2 separate regions of the Homo sapiens genome follow, and region 1 is linked to region 2. A link is an interaction called in ENCODE POLR2A ChIA-PET data of the cell type or tissue named here. Cell type or tissue: GM12878. All regions are shown on one strand. Each heading gives the region's core, and the rest is flanking DNA. Links, peaks and the distances in the headings are about the cores only. Region 1 overlaps INSR (insulin receptor). Region 2 has its middle 11 kb from the start of ARHGEF18.

What was found. Peaks named below come from ENCODE experiments on the same cell type or tissue, not always from the same donor. Only the 100,000 strongest peaks of a DNase experiment are listed, where the experiment ranks them.
Region 1: POLR2A ChIA-PET joins it to region 2 with 6 read pairs; 3 of 35 experiments call an interaction of 5 or more read pairs at or near these places.

The regions. Positions count from the first base shown.
Region 1 is chr19:7,208,489-7,216,749 of GRCh38, reverse strand. The region is part of intron 2 of INSR (insulin receptor); the gene reads left to right. Among named protein-coding and RNA genes, the nearest start is that of INSR, 82 kb to the left of the region's middle. RefSeq lists enhancers at 3,092-3,637, 3,638-4,184. In GM12878, for the core only: a CTCF peak has its summit at 3,143; a DNase peak (open chromatin) is centred at 2,581; H3K27ac peaks cover 3,137 bases.
Region 2 is chr19:7,332,256-7,344,437 of GRCh38, reverse strand. No RefSeq gene overlaps it. Among named protein-coding and RNA genes, the nearest start is that of ARHGEF18, 11 kb to the left of the region's middle. RefSeq lists enhancers at 3,027-3,096, 3,157-3,266, 6,668-6,777, 10,532-10,631. In GM12878, for the core only: a CTCF peak has its summit at 6,840; a DNase peak (open chromatin) is centred at 6,587; H3K4me3 peaks cover 258 bases; H3K27ac peaks cover 3,438 bases.

The sequences.
Region 1 (8,261 bases), core at 1-5,000, 120 kb after region 2:
ACCCAGCACCTGGGCCTGGAAACCCCCTCTGGGCGGGTCTCTAGCCAGGGGCCAACAGGAGTCAGAGCAGGGCCTTGGTGAGAGGTGGATACGGGGCCCCAGCATCCTGATGGCCTTGCTGTGGCTTCTGGGGACACCTGCAGTGGCTCCATTACACCGTGGCAATTTGTTCCTTCCCAGACCCCCTGGATACAAGGGGCCTGCATTTTCGAACCCAGAGCCCGGGGACATCCCCCGTGGTTCCCTGTTACCCTCTGGATGTCTGTCCTGCTACTATGCACCTCTCCCCAACTCCTGGTACACAGTGGGAGTTCAGGGGCCGTCTCATTTGTACCGCATAACATCACGGAGGTCCAAGACGCCATGTAATATTCTGTTTAGGATTTCAGAGGCACAGTCAGTTACATCCATCTTCTTTTTGTCTTTGAGACAGAGTCTTGCTCTCTTGCCCAGGCTGGAGTGCAATGGCACGATCTCAGCTCACTGCAACCTCTGCCTCCTGGGTTTAAGCAATTCTCTTGACTCAGCCTCCCAAGTAGCTGGGATTACAGGTGCACGCCACCACACCTGGCTAATTTTTTGTACTTTTAGTAGAGACGGGGTTTCACCATGTTGGTCAGGCTGATCTAGAACTCCTGACCTCAGGTGGTCCACTCACCTTGGCCTCCCAAAGTGCTGGGATTATAGGCGTGAGCCACCGTGCCCAGCCTGCTTCCATCTTCTTAGCCACTTTTCCCTCAGGTGAGACCATGAGATTAGGAACCTGTTTCAATTCCCGTCGGAATTTCCCAACAGAGCTGGGGCTTTGTGATTCGAATATGTTCAGAGAAGGAAGCAGAAGGAAGCAGAAATGAAGGATGTTATCAGAAAAGGAGACTCAGGGTTGGGTGTGGTGGCTCACGCCTGTAATCCCAGCACTTTGGGAGGCCAAGGTGAGTGGATCACCTGAGGTCAGGAGTTTGAGACCAGCCAGGCCAACATGGTAAAACCCTGTCTCTACTAAAAATTACAAAAATTAGCCAGGCGTGGTGGCATGCGCCTGTAATTCAAGCTACTCGGGAGACTGAGGCAGGAGAATCACTTGAACCCGGGAGGCGAAGGTTGCAGTGAGCCAAGATCATGCCACTGCACTCCAGCCTGGGTGACAGAGCAAGACTCCATCTCAAAAAAATAAATAAATAAATAAATAAATACAGGAAAAGGAAGCTCGGTAGTTTTCAGGGGCTGCTGGCGTTTCCAAGCTTTAGGCATTTTGCTTTGAGTCTTTTTCTGTCTTTCGAGTCATCCTGAAGTGGAACCGAGAGAGGACTGAGTGGGTGGAGGGGGTGGTGGTGGGGACGGCTGTCTGCTCTGCTGGAATTGAGAGTCTGGGAGATCATTGTGGTGTTTTTGGAGTGATTCTTAACCCCAGATATAGACAGTGACACAAGGGGCATAAATACGAGGAACAGTGACCTTCCCTGGTGTCCTTGTTTGAAGCATTTGACCATCTGGGCAAGGCCTGGGAGTGTCTGAACTGGCTGGTGCTTCCATGAACAAGCACAGACTCAGAGCCCATGGTCCTGGGTTCGAATCCTAGTTCTTCCACTTCTTTGCTGTATGACCTTTGTCTACAAAAAATAAAAATTTAGCCAGGCACAGTGGCGTGTGCCTGTAGCCCCAGCTACTCGGGAGGCTGAGGCAGGAAGATCCATTGAGCCCAGGGGTCGAGGCTGTAGTGAGCTATGATTGCACCACTGCACTCCAGCCTGGGCAACAGAAGCAGACCCTGAAGAAAGAAAGAAGCTGGGAAGACAGGGAAGAAGGAAGGAAGAAAGGAGGGAGGGAGAGGGGAAGGAAGGAAGGAAAAAAAAGGGAGGGAACAAGGAAGGAAGGAAGGAGGTGGGGACGGAGGGAAGAAGGAAGGAAGGAGGGAGGGAAGGAAGGAAAGGGAGGGAGGGGAGGGAGGAGGGAGGGAGGGAAGAAAAAAAGGGAAGGGAAGGAACTTTGGAACTACTGAACATCTCTGTTTCCTCATCTATAAAAAGAGGGATAAGTCATCATCATATCTTCCTCTATGGTCATTGAGTGGATGAAATAAGACAGCATTTGCAAATCCCCTAATGCATACCTGGCCCCTGATTTTGTTCCTTGGGCTGCAGCGATGATAGAGGTTTAAAACCTCCAAACGCTGTGTTGAAATCTCTCACGTGGACAACCAGCCCACCAGCAGAGAATGTCATTTTTCCATCCTGGGTAAACAGGGTAGAGAAGAATGAGGACCTCAGGCCAGGTTAGAGAGACCTCGCTTGGTGACCTTGGGAAGGCTTTTAACTTTTAACTTTAATGCTAACATCTGGTTCCCTCCAGTTAGGCAGTCGGCGGCCTAGCCGTCTTGTCTTGAAGTTTCTCTTGCCTTCCATCATGGGTTTATTTGTTCAGCAAATGTTTATGGAGGGCCAGCACAGGGGGGAATAAGAACTAGAGTTCTGGGAGGACGTGTGAAGAAACAAGTTCCGAGCCCCAGGGAGGAAAGAGGTCATTGCCTCCCTCTGGGGAAAATGTCTCTTCTCATACCTGGTTCACTTCTTAAATGGAATTTCCCCCTTCAGATGAGTAAGGCGTTTAATCACAAAGAGAAAACACCTTCATCACATAGCCATCCTTAAAAGGCATTTATTGTGAAGCTGGTTCATAGACTTCTCGCCCAGGTTGCTAACAGCCAACCTGTCTGGGTTTTGGGAAGTTAAAGTGTCTGTATCCCATTTCCTTTTTTTTTTTGAGACAAAGTCTTGCCCTGTCACCTAGCCTGGAGTGCAATGGCACAATCTCTGCTCACTGAAACCTCTGCCTCCCGGGTTCAAGCGATTCTCCTGCCTCAGCCCTCCCGCGTAGCTGAGATTGCAGGCGTGCACCACCACGCCTGGCTAATTTTTTGTATCTTTACTAGAGATGGGGTTTCACCATGTTGGTCAGGCTGGTCTCGAACTCCTGACTTCGTGACTCACCAGCCTCAGCCTCCCAAAGGGCTGGGATGACAGGCGTGAGCCACTGTGCCCAGCCAGTTCTGACTTTTTAACTTGTGATTTGACTTTTCCTGTCTGAAGTCTTTCTCTGCTGGACGTGAGTTGTTGAAGGTGTTGCTTTTCTTTGTAGACAATTAGAGGCGCTCATGCACTGGGCTATGGACAATAATACTTTGAAGATGTGCAAATGATTTGCAACCTTTGTTGCATAAATTATCCCTCTGAGATGCTGTTTGGCTTGATAAATAAAGGACCTGCAAGAGAGAATTTATCTTGAGCATTCCTTGGGGGAGAGAAGCAAAGGGGAAGTGAATGCTGCATAATAATTCTTTGCATACTTTATGGAGGGTGGGTTCCTGCAGTGCCCTGTAGGGTTTTTTGTTTGTTTTTTTTTTTTTTTTTTGAGATGGAGTCGCTCTGTAGCCCAGGCTGGAGTGCAATGGTGCGATCTTGGCTCACTGCAACCTCCGCCTCCCGGGTTCAAGCGATTCTCCTGCCTCAGCCTGCCAAGTAGCTGGGACTACAGACGTGCTCCACCACGCCCAGCTAATTTTTGTATTTTTAGTAGAGACAGGGTTTCACCGTGTTAGCCAGGATGGTCTCGATCTCCTGACCTCGTGATCCGCCCACTTCGGCCTCCCAAAGTGCTGGGATTACAGGCGTGAGCCACCGCGCCCGGCCCCCTGTAGTGGTTTAAAGCATCTTCACTGTTATTCTAAGCCTCACATTTTAAACAGAGCTGAAAAAGGACTCTAATTGCTGGCCTGGGATCCTTGTGTGCTGTAGGAATTCACTGAGGGGGCGGGGCTGGAGAGGGCTGCTAGAGGGTGGTACAGAAGCAGATGGAACTTTCTCTCTGGCTGGACACAGTAGCTCACACCTGTAATCCCAGCACTTTGGGAGGCTGAGGTTGGTGGATCACCTGAGGTCAGGAGTTCGAGACCAGCCTGGCCAACATGGTGAAGCCCCGTCTTTACTAAAAATACAAAAAATTAGCAGGACGTGGGGGTGGGTGCCTGTAGTCCCAACTACTTGGGAGGCTGAGGCAGGAGAATCGCTTGAACCCGGGAGGTAGAGCTTGCAGTGAGCCGAGATCATGCCATTGCACTCCAGCCTGGGCAACAAGAGTGAAACTCCATCTCAAAAAAACCCAAAAATAAATTTAAAGAAAAATTTTCTCTCTGATTCTGCCTGCCTGCCTGCTAGACTGGAAGCACCATGAGGTCAAGGTCCACGATGTCTTGTCGCTATTGAAGCGCCTCCAAAACATGGCAGACCCTCAGCAAATCTTGGACAGATGAATGGGCATTCGATTCAACATGTGTCTGCTAGGTGGGAGCTGAGCGGGAATCGCAGGGCTTGGGTCCCGGGGATGATGGGGAATGGCAGTGTGACTGTGGGGAAGCCAGGGGAATGGGGTGCTGGAGCCCCCAAAGCTATAAATCAGGGCCTGATGAACAGACAGACAGATGGACCAACTTAACCATTTCAGCCCCATCGGCTTTGATGATTTCCCTCTGGCTCTGGCAAGAGTCTCGCTCACCAAGTGGTTCTCACCCTAGGGTGGGTCTGGATATTTCTGGGGACATCTGTGGTTGTCACACGTCGGGGTGGGGGGAGATGCTCCTGACATGGAGTGGGTGGAGGCCAGGGATACTGCTCAGCACCCTGCAATGTACAAGACGGCCCCTCCCCAGATGAAGATCCGACTCTGAATACCACCAGTCCTGAGGCTGAGAAACCCTACTTTAAGATAACAGTGATGGGGGAATTATCCACCCCAGAGTCTGAGTCTGTGACTTGGGAAACGGCCCCGGCATTACCAGGTGTTGAATTCGTGAGAATACAAGGAGAAGGCGTGTAGCCCGTGACCCAGTCCTGCCCCAGACAAACCGATATTCCCTCCAAAGCTCTATTTGGCAGAAGAAGTGTTTTCGTTCCCTCTTGCCTGTGGTATCTCCCCTGATAAGCGTTGTGGATTGTTCCAGACCGTGTTGACGGGGACAGCTTCCTTCTCCGCGGCTGCCGGCCCTGACCCTGCAGCTTTCAGTCTGTGGGAGTAGAGTCAGCTGTTGAGCAGTTTACTCTGTCCCTGTGTCAATGGGATTGTGCATGTTTTGGTTCCTGAGGGGTCATTGATGGTGCACTTTTCTTTTGTTGTTAGTCAATTTAATTTGTTACTAATAATAAAATCTGGAACTTACCTGACCCCAAAGGCCCAGGTCGTTAAGAATGCTTGGTGGAATGCACGTCCTTTTCAAATACCGGCTCCTTTGGAAAACACAGAGGATGGAGTGAAATCCTTACCTGGATTGTACTGGCAGTGGGATGACAGCGTCACCTCCTGAAAATGGAATGTAGCTTATTGCTAAATAAGACAGCGCAGTGCCTCCCTCGCACCTGTCATCTTGGTGCTTAGAGAGGCCAAGGTGGGAGGAATTCTCGAGGCCAGGAGTTCAAAACCAGCCTGGGCAATACAGAAAGAGCCTATTTCTACTACAAATATAAAAATTAGCTGGGCATGGTGACATGCACCTGTAGTCGCAGCTACATGGGAGGCTGAGGTGGGAGAATCGCTTAAGCCCAGGAAGTCGAGGCTGCAGTGAGCTGTGACTTGCTACTGCACTCCAGCCCATGCAGCTGAGCGAGATCCTCTTTCAAACAAACCAGCCAACTAACAAGCAGGCCCCAAGGGGACAATTTTTCTGGAATTACCTGATTGTATCAAGAACAGTTTGATCAACACCTGTAATCCCAGTACTTTGGGAGGACGGATCACTTGAGGTCAGGAGTTAGAGACCAGCCTCGCCAACATGGTGAAACCCTGTCTCTACTAAAAATATAATAATTAGCTGGGCATGGTGGTGGGTGGCTGTAATCCCAGCTACTTGGGAGGCAGAGGCAGGAGAATTGCTTGAAACCGCGAGGCAGAGGCTGCAGTGAGCTGAGACTGTACCACTGCACTCCAGCCTGGGCCACAGAGTAAGACTCTGTCTCTCTCTGTCTCTCTGTCTCTGTCTCTCTCTCTCCATATATACATATATATTTATATATATAACTTATCTTGAAGACGGTTTTGGCACGCCTTAACTTTTATGCCAGAGGCCAGTGCCTTGCTTGTGTCACCCTGGTTCCAAGAATCTGCATAGTTTTTCCCAGCCCATTCTACAGACAGGGAAACTGAGGACCAGGCACACTAGGTTCCCCTCCAGGAGTCGCACAGCGAGGAGAAAGTGGAGCCATGACTTGATGCCAAACACTGAGACTCCAGAACCCATATTTTCTCAGCTCTTAGGTTTTTGTCAATTTCCTAAATTTGTGTGTGTTTTAGTGGGGCTGAGTTTCTCCTGTTAATTTGTTTATGGAGAGGAGACACTCTTGTTTACTTTTTTTTTTTTTTTTTTGAGACAGAGTCTCTGTTGACCAGGCTGCAGTGCAATGGCTCAATCTCGGCTCACTGCAACCTCCACCTCCTGGGTTCAAGCGATTCTCCTGCCTCAGCTTCCCGAGCAACTGGGATTACAGTCACACACCACCACACCTGACTAATTTTTGTATTTTTAGTAGAGATGGGGTTTTCCCATGTTGATCAGGCTGGTCTCAAACTCCTGACCTCAGGTGATCCACCCGCCTCGGCCTCCTAAAGTGCTGAGATTACGGGTGTGAGCCACTGCGCCTGGCTCTTGGCGTTCTCCCTTAGTAATACTTCTTGGGGGTCATTTTGAATCTCTGTTTCTTCTGTGGTCACGTTCATTTGGAATTTACTTATTCAACCCACAACCAATAGACATTTCCAGCCCTTTGTTAGTATAAACAGAACTTCTCTTTGACTTTCACAGCGTTTTTGTTCTGGAGGTGCTATCCTTGATTGCTAAGACACCCACGACATTGCTCTTGGAATTGGAGTAGGGTGGATGAAATAGTATTCAAAGATGGGGGTGGTGCAAATGTTCTGTATTTCAACCTGTACATTAGTCAAGTGTTATTTTTACCCTCATGTACATCTATTATGGAATAAAATACATGACTTTGGCCAGGCGTCATGGCTCACACCTGTAATCCCAGCACTTTGGGAGGCTGAGACGGGAGGATCGCTTGAATCCAGGAGTTCGAGACCAGCCTGGGCAGCATAGCAAGACCCCTTCTCTAAAAAAAAAAAATTAGCTGGGCATGGTGGTGTGTGCCTATAATCCCAGTTACTCGAGAGGCTGAGGCAGGAGGATCAGTTAAGCCTGGGAAGTCGAGGCTGCAGAGAGCTGTGATAGGCAGCCTGGGTGACAGAGAAAGACCCTGTCTCAAAACAAAAAACAAAACAAAACATGACTTTTATGGAGTTGAGCTCAACGTTTGCATACACATGAGGAGCAGAAGCTGGAGGTTTCAAATAAATATCTGGCTTCTGCAGGCTGCCTGGAGAGAGGTGAGAGCGATGCATTGGTCACCCAGCCTGGAGTGCAGTGGTGTGATCACAGCTCACTGCAGCCTTGACCTTCTGGGCACAAGCAATCCTCCTGCTTCAGCTTCCTGAGTAGCTGGGACCACAGGTGTGTGCCACTATGCCCAGCTAATTTTATTTATTTATTTAGAGATGGAATCTTGCTCTGTCGCCCAGGCTGGAATGCAGTGGCACAATCTTGGCTCACTGCAACCTCTGCCTCCTGGGTTCAAGCAGTTCCCATGCCTCAGCCTCCTGAGTAGCTGGGATCACAGGCATGTGCCACTATGCCCAGCTAATTTTTTTTTTTAATGGAGTCTTGCTCTGTTGCCAGGCTGGAATGCAGTGGCGCCATCTTGGCTCACTGCAACTTCCAACTCCCCTGTTCAAGCGATTCTCCTGCTTCTGCCTCTCGAGTAGCTGGGATTACAGGCACGCGCCACCATGCCCAGCTAATTTTTGTATTTTTAGTAGAGAGGGGGTTTCGCATGTTGGCCAGGATGGTCTCGATTTCCTGACCTCGTGATCCGCCCACTTCGGCCTCCCAAAGTGCTGGGATTACAGGCGTGAGCCACTGCGCCCAGCCTAATTTTTGTACCCCTAGCCGAGACAGGGTTTTGCCATGTTATCTAAGCTGGTCTCGAGCTCCTGGGCTCAAGCGATCCACCCGCCTGGGCCTCCCAAAGTGCTGGGATTACAGGTGTGAGCCACTGCGCCCGGCCACAGCTGTTGTTTTCTCACTGGCTTGAGAATTGTTCTCTTAAGCTGGTCAAGGTTATGACGGTTTGTGTGGCCTGTGCACGTGTGTGTGGTCAAATCCC
Region 2 (12,182 bases), core at 4,181-9,180:
CATTTAAGGAGTATAAAGGCAACTTTGTTACATGGATAGATTGCGCAGCAGGAAGCCTGGGCTTTAGTGTAACCATCGCCCAAGTAATGTACATTGTAGCCATTAAGTCATTTCTCATCCCTTACCCCTCCCGCCCTTCCTCCTTTACCCCTTCCGGGTCTCCACTGTCTAAAATTCCGCACTATGACCACGTATACACATGATTTAATTCCCGCTTATAAGTGAGAACATGCGGTATTTGACTTTCTATTTCTGAACTGTTTTACTTAAGATGATAACAGCCTACAGTTCCATTCATATTGCTGCAAAAGACATGATTAATTCTATATTTTAACCCTTTGTTTTTGTTTGTTTGTTTGTTTGTTTTTGAGACAGGGTCTTTGTCACCTGGACTGGAGTGCAGTGGTGGGATCACAACTCACTGCAGCCTCAATGTCCCAGGCTCAAACAATCCTCCTGCCTCAGCCTCCCGAGTAGCTGGGACTACAGGTGCGTGCCACCATGAGCGGGTAATTTTTAATTATTTTTTGTACAGAAGGGGTCTCATTATGTTGCCCAGGCTGGTCTTAAACTCCTAGACTCAAGCAATCCTCCCATCTCAGCCTCCCAAAGTGTTGGGATTACAGGCATTAGCCACTGCCCCCAGCCCATTTTAACCTTTTTTTTTTTTTTTTTTTTTTTTTTGAGACAGAGTTTCTCTCTTGTTGCTCAGGCTGGGATGCAATGGCGCAATCTCTGCTCACTGCAACCTCCACCTCCTGGGTTCACGCGATTCCCCTGCCTCAGCCTCCCAAGTAGCTAGGATTACAGGCACCTGCCACCATGCCCAGCTAATTTTGTATTTTCAGTAGAGACAGGGTTTCACCATGTTGGCCAGGCTGGTCTCAAACTTCTGATGTCAGGTGATCCACCCACCTCGGCCTCCCAAAGTGCTGGGATTACGGGCGTGAGCCACCGCCCCTGGCCCTTGTTAACCATTTCTAAGTGCACAGTTCAGTGGCATTAAATGCATTCGCATTGTTGTGCAATCATCTCCAGCACTTTCTCATCTCCAAACTGAAACTCTGTCCCCATGAAACCCTCGCTCCCCATCTCCCTCCCCAGCCCCTGGCACCCACCATTCTGCTTTCTGTCTCTGTCAATCTAGTGACGGTAGGGACCTCCTATAAGTGGAATCACACAGGATTTGTCCTACTGTGCCTGGTTTCTTTCACCCAGCGTAATGTCTTTAAGGTCCATCCATGTCAGCAGGTGTCAGAATTTCCTTCTTTTTGCATCTGAATCATATTCCATTGGTGGATAATTGGGTTATTTCTATCTTTTGGTAATTGTGAATCATGCTGCTAAGAACATGGGTGTATAGGCTGGGCGTGGTGGCTCACGCCTGTAATCCCAGCACTTTGGGAGGCCAAGGCGGGTGGATCACGAGGTCAAGAGATCGAGACCATTCTGGCCAACATGGTGAAACCCCGTCTCTACTAAAAGTACAAAAATTAGCTGGGCGTGGTGGCGCTCGCCTGTAGTCCCAGCTACTTGGGAGGCTAAGGCAGGAGAATTGCTTGAACCCGGGAGGCGGAGGTTGCAGTGAGCCGAGATCGCGCCACTGCACTCCAGCCTGGGCGACAGAGCGAGACTCCATCTCAAAAAAAAAAAAAAAAGAACATGGGTGTATAAACATTTGTTTTGAGTCCCTGCTTTCAACATTTGGGTATGTACCGCTGGAGAGATTTTTTTTCCTTCCTTCCTTCCTTCCTTCCTTCCTTCCTTCTTCTTTTGTGGTGTTGTTTGTTTGTTTCTGAGACAGAGTCTCACTGTGTTTCCCAGGCTGGAGTGCAGTGGCGTGATCTCGGCTCACTGCACTGCAACCTCCGCATCCCGGGTTCAAGCGATTCTCCTGCCTCAGCCGCCCGAATAGCTGGGGATTATAGGCATGTGCCACCACACCTGGATAATTTTTGTATATTTAGTAGAAACAGAGTTTCACCATGTTGGCCAGACTGACCTCAAACTCCTGGCCTCAAGTGATCCACCTGCCTCGGCCTCCCAAAGTGCTGAGATTGCAGATGTGAGCCATCACGTCCAGCAGAATATATGCAATAGAACACAGGTCAGCAAAGTATAACCTTTAGGCCAAGTTTAACCCAATGCTTACTTTTGTAAATAAAGTTTTTATTCTTGTTTTCTGAGAGACAGGGTCTCATTCTGTCACCCAGGCTGGAGTACAGTGGTGTGATCATAGCTCACTGCAGCCTCGACTTCCCAAGCTCAAGCCAGCCTCCCTCCTCATCCTCTGGAGTAGCTGCGACCACAGGCATACAACACCGCGCCTTGCTATTTTATTTTATTTTTGTCCTTTTGAGACAGAGTCTTACCCTATTGCCCAGTCTGGAGTGCAATGGCGCAGTCTTGGCTCATTGCAACCTCCGGCTCCTGGGTTCAAGAGATTCTCCTGCCTCAGCCTCCCAAGTAGCTGGGATTACAGGCATGTACCACAATACGTGGCTAATTTTTTTTTTTTTTTGTATTTTTAGTGGAGATGGGGTTTCACCATGTTGGTCAGGCTGGTTTTGAACTCTTGACCTCAGGTGATCCACCCACCTCGGCTTCCCAAAGTGCTGGGATTACAGGCATGAGTCACCCTGCCCGGCCTTATTTTATTTTTTGTAGAGACAGGGTCTCGCTATATTGCTCAGGCTGATCTCAAACTCCTGGGCTCAAGTGATCCTCCCACCTCGGCCTCCCAAAATGCTGGAATTACAGGCATCAGCCGCCCCTGGAGGGTTTTAAGCAGGGGCCTGTGAACCTATTTTGCTTTCAGCTTTAAAAGATGCCTTGGCCAGGTGCGGTGGCTCATGCCTGTAATCCTAGCACTCTGGGAGGCCGAGGCAGGCGGATCGTGAGGTCAGGAGTTCAAGGCCAGCCTGGCCAATATGGTGAAACCCCGTCTCTATTAAAAATCCAAAAATTAGCCGGGCATGGTAGCACACGCCTGTAGTCTCAGCTACTCGGGAGACTGAGGCAGGAGAATCGCTTGAACCTGGGAGCCAGAGATAGCAGTGAGCCAAGATCGTACCACTGCAATCCAGCCTAGTGACTCCATCTCAAACAACAACAACAAAAAGCCTTTTTCTTCCAGCCTTAGCTGCTATCATGGAGATGGCCACGTGGGGGCAGCACTTCCCCATGGCTTCTCCTCTGGCCAGAAAGACCACAGAAAGCAAAACAGGAAAAAAAACCGACCCTTGTGGAAAGCCGGAAGGCTTACAGGGGCCAGGCAGCAGCCTGAGTTAGTGAGGGCCATGGGGTGTGAGACACGGGTTTGCCCTTCCTTCTACCACGCTTATTTTTTTCTTGGAGTAGTCTCACTGTGTTGGCCAGGCTGGTCTCAAACTCCTGGCCTCAAGTGATCCTTCCTCCTCGGCCTCCCAAAGTGCCGGGATTACAAATGTGAGTCACCACACCTGGCCTTTTCTCCCACTTTTGACAGAGACGTGGCAGAGTGAAATATTCCTGTGCTGCAGAAAACAACATAATTTCAGTTGGGTTAAAGATGAAATGTGAACAATAAACCAATACAGATCATAGAAGGAATTTACAAGGCTATTTTTACAATTGAGGGTTGAAAACATGCTTTTTTTGAAATTGTTGTGTGTGTGTTTTAACTAAGACAGAAAACCCAGAAGCTATGAATGAAACCACAGAAATACTTAATACATAAAAATCTATATAAACGTGGCCGGGTGCAGTGGCTGATGCCTGTAATCCCAGCACTTGGGGAGGCTGAGGCAGGTGGATCACTTGAGGCCAGGAGTTAGAGACCAGCCTGGCCAACATGCAGAAACCTTGTCTCTACTAAAAATACAAAAATTAACTGGGTGTGGTGGTGGGCACCTATAATTGCAGCTACTCGGAAGGCTGAGGCAGGAGAATCACTTGAACCCTGGTGGCAGAGGTTTCAGTGAGCTGAGATCTCACCACCACACTCCAGCCTGGGTGACAGAACAAGACCCTGTCTCAAAAACAAAACAGAACAAAACAAAACGAAACAAACAAAAAACTATATAAACATCTGTTAAAAATCTTATAATAAAAATAAATATAACTAACAGAATAATTTTATAAATTATCAGGGAAGTATATACAAAAGCAATAAAGAAAGATGAATTGGTTGCCTGAGAAGGGTTGGTACCTTTATATGCAAAGAGATTTCACACATTGATAAGAAAAAAACACAACAGAAATAGAAAATTAAGAATTTGGGGCCGGGCTTGGTGGCTCATGCCTGTAATCCCAGCACTTTGGGAGGCTGAGGCAGGTGGATCAGTTGAGGTCAGGAGTTCGAGACCAGACTGGCCAACATGGTGAAAATTAGCTGGGCAGGTGGTGGGCACCTACAGACCCAGCTACTTGGGAGGCTGAGGCAGGAGAATCGCTTGAACCTGGGAGGCAGAGGTTGCGTCAGTGAGCTGAGATCGCGCCATTGCACTCCAGCCTGGGCAACAGAGGGAGACTCTGTCTCAAAAAAAAAAAAAGAAGAAGAAAAAGCAAGAAAAGAAAAAAAGAGAAAGAAAGGGTGTGAACAGGCATGTCTCAGAAAAGCACAGACGGGAGCCAAAGAATGATGAAAATATAGTTCCCAGAAGCCCAGAGAGTGCGAATTTCAGGGAGCTGTTCACTTCATATCTAAGAGTGCGGCAATAGCAACCACCAAAAGGAATGTATCTGATTATCATCTTACTGTAGTTGAAATTATATTGGAAATTAGAACATGTATTTATGAAATTCTACAGTCTTAATTTGTCTACATGATTTCTAATATTTTCTTTTTTCTTTTCTTTTCTTTCTTCTTTTTTTTGGGGGGGTCGGGGGACAGGGTCTCCCTCTGTCACCCAGGCTGGAGTGCAATGGCACAATTTCAGCCCACGGTAACCTCAACCTCTCAGGGGCTTAAGCGATCTTCCCACCTTAGCCTCCTGAGTAGCTGGACAACAGGTGGCCACCTCAAGTGGCATTTCTTTTTCTTTCTTTCTTTTTTATTTTTCTTTGAGAGGGAGTCTCTGTCTCCCAGCAGTGGCACAATCTCGGCTCACTGCAACCTCTGCCTCCCAGATTCAAGCGATTCTCCTGCCTCAGCCTCCCGAGTAGCTGGGACTACAAGTGCGTGCCACCACGCCCAGTTAATTTTTGTATTTTTAAAGACAGGTTTTCACCATGTTGGCCAGGATGGTCTCAATCTCTTGACCTCGTGGTCCTCCCACCTTGGCCTCCCAAAGTGCTGGGATTACAGGCGTGAGCCACTGCACCCGGCCAAATTGTATATTTTCTTGGCAATTATGAATAATATCACTACAAACATTTATGTCAAGACTTCAATGTGAATATGCTTTCATTTATCTTGGTAAAATACATAGGAATAGAATTTCTGGGTGCTATGACAAATGTATATTTAGCGTTGTAAGAAACATTTTAACTGTTTCTTTTGTCTTTTCTTTTTTTGTGATAGAGTCTTCGTCTGTCACCCAGGCTGAAGTGCAATAGCACGATCTCGGCTCACTGCAACCTCTGCCTCCCTGGTTCAAGTGATTCTCCTGCCTCAGCTTCCTGAGTAGCTGGAATTACAGGCGCATGCCACCATGCCCAGCTAATTTTTGTGTTTTTAGTAGAGACGGGGTTTCGCCGTGTTGGCCAGGCTGGTCTCAAACTCCTGACCTCAAGTGATCCTCCAGCCTCGGCCTCTCAAAGTGCTGGGATTACAGGCATGAGCCACTGCACCCAGCTGGACTGTTCTTCTTTATTCTTCTTTTGGTCCTCTTTCAGTTCTCTCCCTCTCTGTCTCTGTCTCTCTCTCTCCGTGTGTGTGTGTGTGTGTGTGTGTGTGTGTGTGTGTGTGTGTGTAGGCAAAAAGCTTAGATTAGATAATTAGGCTGGGCACAGTGGCTCATGCTTGTAATCCCAGCACTTTGGGAGGCTGAGGCAGGAGAATCAATTCAGCCCGGGAGTTCAAGATCAGCCTGGGCAGCATAGCAAGATCCTGTCTCTACAAAAAATTTAGAAATTAGCCAGGCATGGTGGTGCCCACCTGTTGACCTAGCTACTCAGGAGACTGAGATGGGAGGATCCTTTAAGCCTGGGAGGTGGACACTGCAGTGAGCTATGATTGCCCCACTGCACTCCAGCCTGGACAATAGAGTGAGATCCTGTCTCAAAAAAAGAAAAGAAAAGAAAAAGAAAAATAGATCTATATATATGCAGTAGATGTTACTTATTCAGACAAGTGAGAGTACCTAGCACACTTCTGGAAATAGGGTTGCCAGATCAAATATAGGAACCTGAGTATCTTATATATTTATCCGTTAAATGTGGCAAGCCAATTCAGGGACTCTTTGTGATAGCATCTGTGTCCCCAGGGGCTGGTTCCCCAATTCTCATAGTAACACGGGGTGGGGCAGCAGGCTGGGCTCTTTCTTTTTCGCATCCAGGCTGTTGGACCCCAGAGAAACCACAAGGGACTTTAGAGGCTTCAACAGGAAAACCGCATCTTAATATAACCCAAGAACTGAACATTCTCGTAATGAGATGTCCACAGAAGCACAGTGCCATTACTTTACATACTTCCAATGGCAAGATGTGTCCTGGCGTGGCTTCTGGCACTGGTTATGAATCATAAAAGAGGGGTCACCCCTCTCTGAGCACTTTCTATGTAGTTTATTTAATCTCATGCAATCTTCACAACCATCCAAGGAGGAAGGCCCTGTTGGCTTTATTGGCCCCGTTCTGTAGATGAGGAAGCTGAGGCTCAGTGAGGCAAGGCTCTGTGACACACTGTCCCCCAGAGGCTGCAGCATGCAGAACCCCTTAGAACATCTGCTTTGTTAACGGCATGTTGAGAGACACAGCCTCTGGGAACCTGTGTTAGGCACGTTGGCCGAGGGGCCGGGCACCCGTATTGCTAACCCTGCCTGTCTCTGCCAGTGACCTGAACTCACACAGATGGTGCAGTGGACAACCTCTGCTCACCACTTGCACCTGCAGAAGACTCATCAGGGCACACAGGGCCATGCCACAGCAGTTCCCTTCCCACACTGCATTATTCAGTAAGCACAAAGCAATATGGCAGGTGTGATAGTTGGAGCCCAGGTGAGCAGCCCCTGAGCCCCAGACTTGGAAGTCCAGGGAGGCTTCCTCAGGAAGCAGTGCCCAGCACATACCTGAAGGATGTGAAGGACCTGGGACAAGCACAGGGCCACAGGTGATTGCACTCATCCACAGCAAGGAGAACCAAAGGGGAAAGTGGCTATAATGGGGGAAGCTAGAGACAGAGGCCATTGTGTCTGGGTCCAATGGCATAGCTTTAGCTTTTATCCCTAAGGCAATGGGGAGACATGGGAAGTTTTATGCGGAGGGGAGGCAAAGTCTGCTCTTTGTTTCAGAAAGCTCCCTTTAACTGGGCATGGAAGGAATGGTTAGAGGGTATAATCCTGGAAGCTGGCAAGGTGGCAATGCTGTCATTCAGGAAGACAGGACAGTGGCCCAGCCATAGGAGGGAGAAAAGTGGGTGACTCGGGGGGGAATTCGAGAGGCAAAATGAGCTGGACTTTGTGTAGATATGGGTGGATGGGGAGCGAGAATGCCACCCAGCTCTCAGCCTGACTCCCCAGCGGACAGGGTCTGGGACAGGCTCCAGGGTCAGCACTTTTGACTGACAGCCTCAAGTCTATGGGTGTAGTGTCCCTGTCCACTTCCCTCCATTCATCTATTTGCATTTCCTGAGCCTGGAACTTTCCAGCTGCTCCTCTGGTTGCCCTGGAAGGGGGAGGGCTGGGAAGGAGGTCTCCCATCCCAGCAGCTGGCCCGCAAGGCAGAGGCTGCCCCCGGCTGACGCTCTTCCTTTTCCTCCAGGTAGCACTGTGCCAGGGCATCTGGGAACCCCAGAGGAAGGGCAGGGTGTCCAGCGGGTGGGCAAGGGGTCATGGCTATGGGCTCCTCTCTTCCCATGAGCTCATGGGCTCAGCACCCTGCCAGGTGTCAGCAGGAGAGGGCTCAGGAATCCTAGGTGGACGGTGGGGGCTGAGAACCTGTGTTTGTCATCTGGACAGGTGTGTGGATGTCACCCTGGAGGCACATCTGGCTCTTTATCCTTTAGTCTGCTCAAACAGTACTCCCTCAAGGGACTTCACCTCTCTCTATCTCTCTGCTCCCCTCCATACCTCCCCCATTTTGTTTTCTGAGTCGTCTTTATTTTATTTATACGTTTATTTTTGAGACAGCGTCTCACTCTGTCACCCAGGCTGGAGCGCAGTGGCACCATCTCAGCTCACGGCCACCTCCGCCTCCAGGGTTCAAGTGATTCTCCCGCCTCAAACTCCTGGGTAGCTAGGACTGTAGGCTTGCACCACTGTGCCCGGCTAATTTTTTTTTTTTTTTTTTTTTTTTTTTTTTAGTAGAAACAGGGTTTCACCATGTTGGCCAGGCTAGTCTCACACTCCTGGCCTCAAGAGATCTGCCCGCCTCAGCCTCCCACAGTGCTGGGATTACAGGCATGAGCCGCCTTGGGTCCGGCCTAGTTGTATAATAATTTCATTATGTATTACAATGTGGTAATAATATAACAACAGTGCATCATAGTGCACAGTAAATGTAATGTTCTTGAATCATCCTGGAACCGCCACCTTCCAACTGTCTTCCATGAAACTGGTCCCTGGTGCCAAAAAGGTTGAGGATCTCTGGCTTTAACACCATCCCCTTTGTGCTATTCTTGTGACAGTGTGACAATAAGTTCTCGTGAGACTCTGTCATTTAAAAGTGTGTGACACCTCTCCCCTCCCCTCACTCTCTCTTGCTCCTGTTCCTGCCATGTAAGACGTGCCTGCTCCTTCTTCACCTTCTGCCATGATTGTAAGTTCCCTGAGGTCGCCCCAGAAGCCAGCACCCTGCTTCCTGTACAGCCTGCAGAACCGTGAGCCAGTTAAACCTCTTTTCTTTATAAATTACCCAGTCTCAGGTATTTCTTTATAGCAATATGAGAATGGACGAATACATCATCCATCCATCCATCCATCCATCCATCCATCTACCTACGACTCTAACTATCTATATATCTATCTACGTAGTATGTATCTATTTTTTTTTTTGAGACAGGGTCTTGCGCTGTCTTGCCCAGGCTGAGTGCAGTGGTGCCATCATAGCCTAGTGTAGCCTCAACCTTTCAAGCTTAAGTTATCCTCCCACCTCAGCCTCTCAAGTAGCTGAGACCACAGATGCATACCACCACACACAGCTAATTTTTTATTTTTTTGTAGGGACAGGTTCTCACTATGTTGCCCAGACTGGTCTCAAACTCCTGGACTCAAGGGATTCTCCCACCTTTGCCTCCCAAAGGATTACAGGCCTGAGCCACTGTGCCTGGCTCTGTCTGTCTGTCTGTCTATCTATCTATCTATCTATCTATCTATCTATCTATCTATCTATCTATCTATCTATCTATCATCATCATCATCTATGCATCCATCTATCTATAATTCTATCTATCTATCTCCCTCTCTCTGCCTCTCTCCCTCCCCAACACTCCTTTCCTATCTCCCAGGCTGTCATTCATACAACACAGGTTCTACCAGTCAAACCAATTCATAAAATCACAAAACCAACCCAGATTCAAGGGCTGAGAGGTAGATTCCACTTCCTAACAAAATCAGACAAAATTGCAGTCATATTTTCAGGTCAACCAGAATAGCCCTTCCCCAACCTCACAGCCCGGGACTTGGGTCTTGTGATGCTTCCCACAGTGGGGAGTTCAGTTTAAATGCCTTCGCTCCACCATTCAGGGGTTTCTACCCCTAGCAGGCACAAACATCCATTAAAATATAAATGGCCTCAGTTTCTTTCTTTCTTTCTTTTTCTTTTTTTGAGACAAGGTCTCATTCTGTTGCCCAGGCTGGAGTGCAGTAGCATGATCTCAGCTCACTGCAGCCTCTGCCTCCCAGCCTCAAGCGATCCTCCCACCTCAGCCTCCCTAGTGGCTGGGATTACAGGTGCGCACCACCACGCCTGGCTAATTTTTGTATTTTTAGTAGAGACGGGGTTTCACCATGTTGATCAGGCTGGTCTTGAACTCCTGACCTCAAGTGATCCACCTGCCTCGGCCTCCCAAAGTGCTGGGGTTACAGTGGTGAACTACCATGACTGGCCCTTCAGTTTCTTAAGAACCCTGCCTTGAGCAGCAGTCATTGCAGTGTGCATAAAATATATAGTTAATACATACAAATATTTTGGATAAAAATGACTTTTGAGCACTTTCTTTTTTTTTAGTTTTTCCCTTCTCCAATGTGACTATTGTGTTTAAAAAAAAAAAAAAGCAGTCAGCTGTCATCTGACAGAGGTTTCTTAGGAGAATGGGAGGGGTGCTGAATCCCCAGCCCTCTTCCTGGAAGGTAGGTGGGGGTGACCCCAGGGCTGTGTTTGAGGACGTGAGAAAGAATGACTCGCTGACCGGTTAGGACCTTCCCAAGCTTTCCTGAGCCAGACCTGGGAGAGGTTCCCACGGCAGACGATTCACATCCGAAGGCTAGGGGACTTCCCAAAGCTTAGCCCCAGAGGGCAGCTACGGAGGCGCCCACCTCTTAGAATGAAGTTGTAACAATTGTTGCATTTAGTCAGTGTGGGCTGAGTGCCAGGCCCAGGACTAAGAAGTTATGAACACTGCTTTATATCTTCCTCCCAACAAATCGAACACACAGGCTGCCTTTTCGTCCTTCAGACAGACCTCTCTCCAGCCTCCGGGACTTTGCACATGCTGTTCTCTCTGCTCAGCGTTCTCTCTTCCAGGTCCCCTCTGCTTCCGGGATCTTCACGGATGGCCCCTTCTCATTCTCTAGACTTGAAGTCACAAGTCACCTCAGGCAGGCCTCCCTCCACATGCCCCCCACCCCTCTACTTTCTTTATTCTACTCTCATGACACTTCTTGACTTTATTCATTGTTACTGGGATTTATTCATTGTTCTCTCTCTGCAGCTGGAACGGAAACTTGTACAATCAGGAACCTGTCCAGTTTATTTCCAGCCACGTTCCATGCTCCTCTACTTACCACTCATGTGGGAAAGTTGCTTAACATCTGTGCCTCCTTTGTCTGATGTATTCACTGGGTATGATGATATTTTTTTTTTTTTAAACAGAGTCTGGCTCTTGTTGCCCAGGCTGAAGTGCAATGGCGTGATCTCAGCTCACTATAACCTCCACCTCCCAGGTTCAAGTGATTCTCCTGCCCCAGCCTCCTGAGTAGCTGGGATTATAGGCATGAGCCACCATGCCTGGCTAATTTCTTTCTTTTTTTTCTTTTTTTTTGAGAGGGAGTCTCGCTCTGTCGCCCAGGCTGGAGTGCAGTGGGGCGATCTCAGCTCACTGCAAGCTCTGCCTCCCGGGTTCATGCCATTCGCCTCAGCCTCCCGAGTAGCTGGAATTACAGGCATATGCCACCACGCCTAGCTAAATTTTTGTATTTTTAGTAGAGACAGGGTTTCACCATGTTGGCCAGGCTGGTCTTGAACTCCTGACCTCAAGTGATCTGCCCTTCTTGGCCTCCCAAAGTGCTGGGATTATAGGCGTGAGCCACTGCACCCAGCCTTTTTTTTTTTTTGAGACAGAGTCTCGCTCTGTTGCCCAGGCTGGAGTGCAGTGGCTCGACCTTGGCTCACTGCAAACTCCACTCCCTGGGTTTAAGCGATTCTTGTGCCTCAGCCTCTCAAGTAGCTGGGATTACAGGCATGTACCACCCTGCCTGGCTATTTTTTTGTATTTTTTCACCATGTTGGCCAGGCTGGTCTTGAACTCCTGGACTCAAGTGATCCACCCACCTTGGCCTCCCAAAGAGCTGGGATTACAGGTGTGAGTCACTGCGCCTGGCCAATGATAATCATTCCTACTTCAGAGCAAACCCATGTAAAGTACTTAGAAAACAGTGTCTGGTGTGTGTGCACTCAAATGATATTCACTATTATTTATTATTAAGTGCACACCTAAAAAAACCTTCATGGAAGGAAGAAATGGAAGTTAACTGCCCCACTCTGGGCATATAACTCCATTAGTTCAAGTATTTATTCGTTCAACCATCTTTGTTGAGAATCTACCATGCACTGTGATTTCCCTCTCTGATGATTCTGCTTCCTCTCCCTTCCTTTCATAGGTGTTG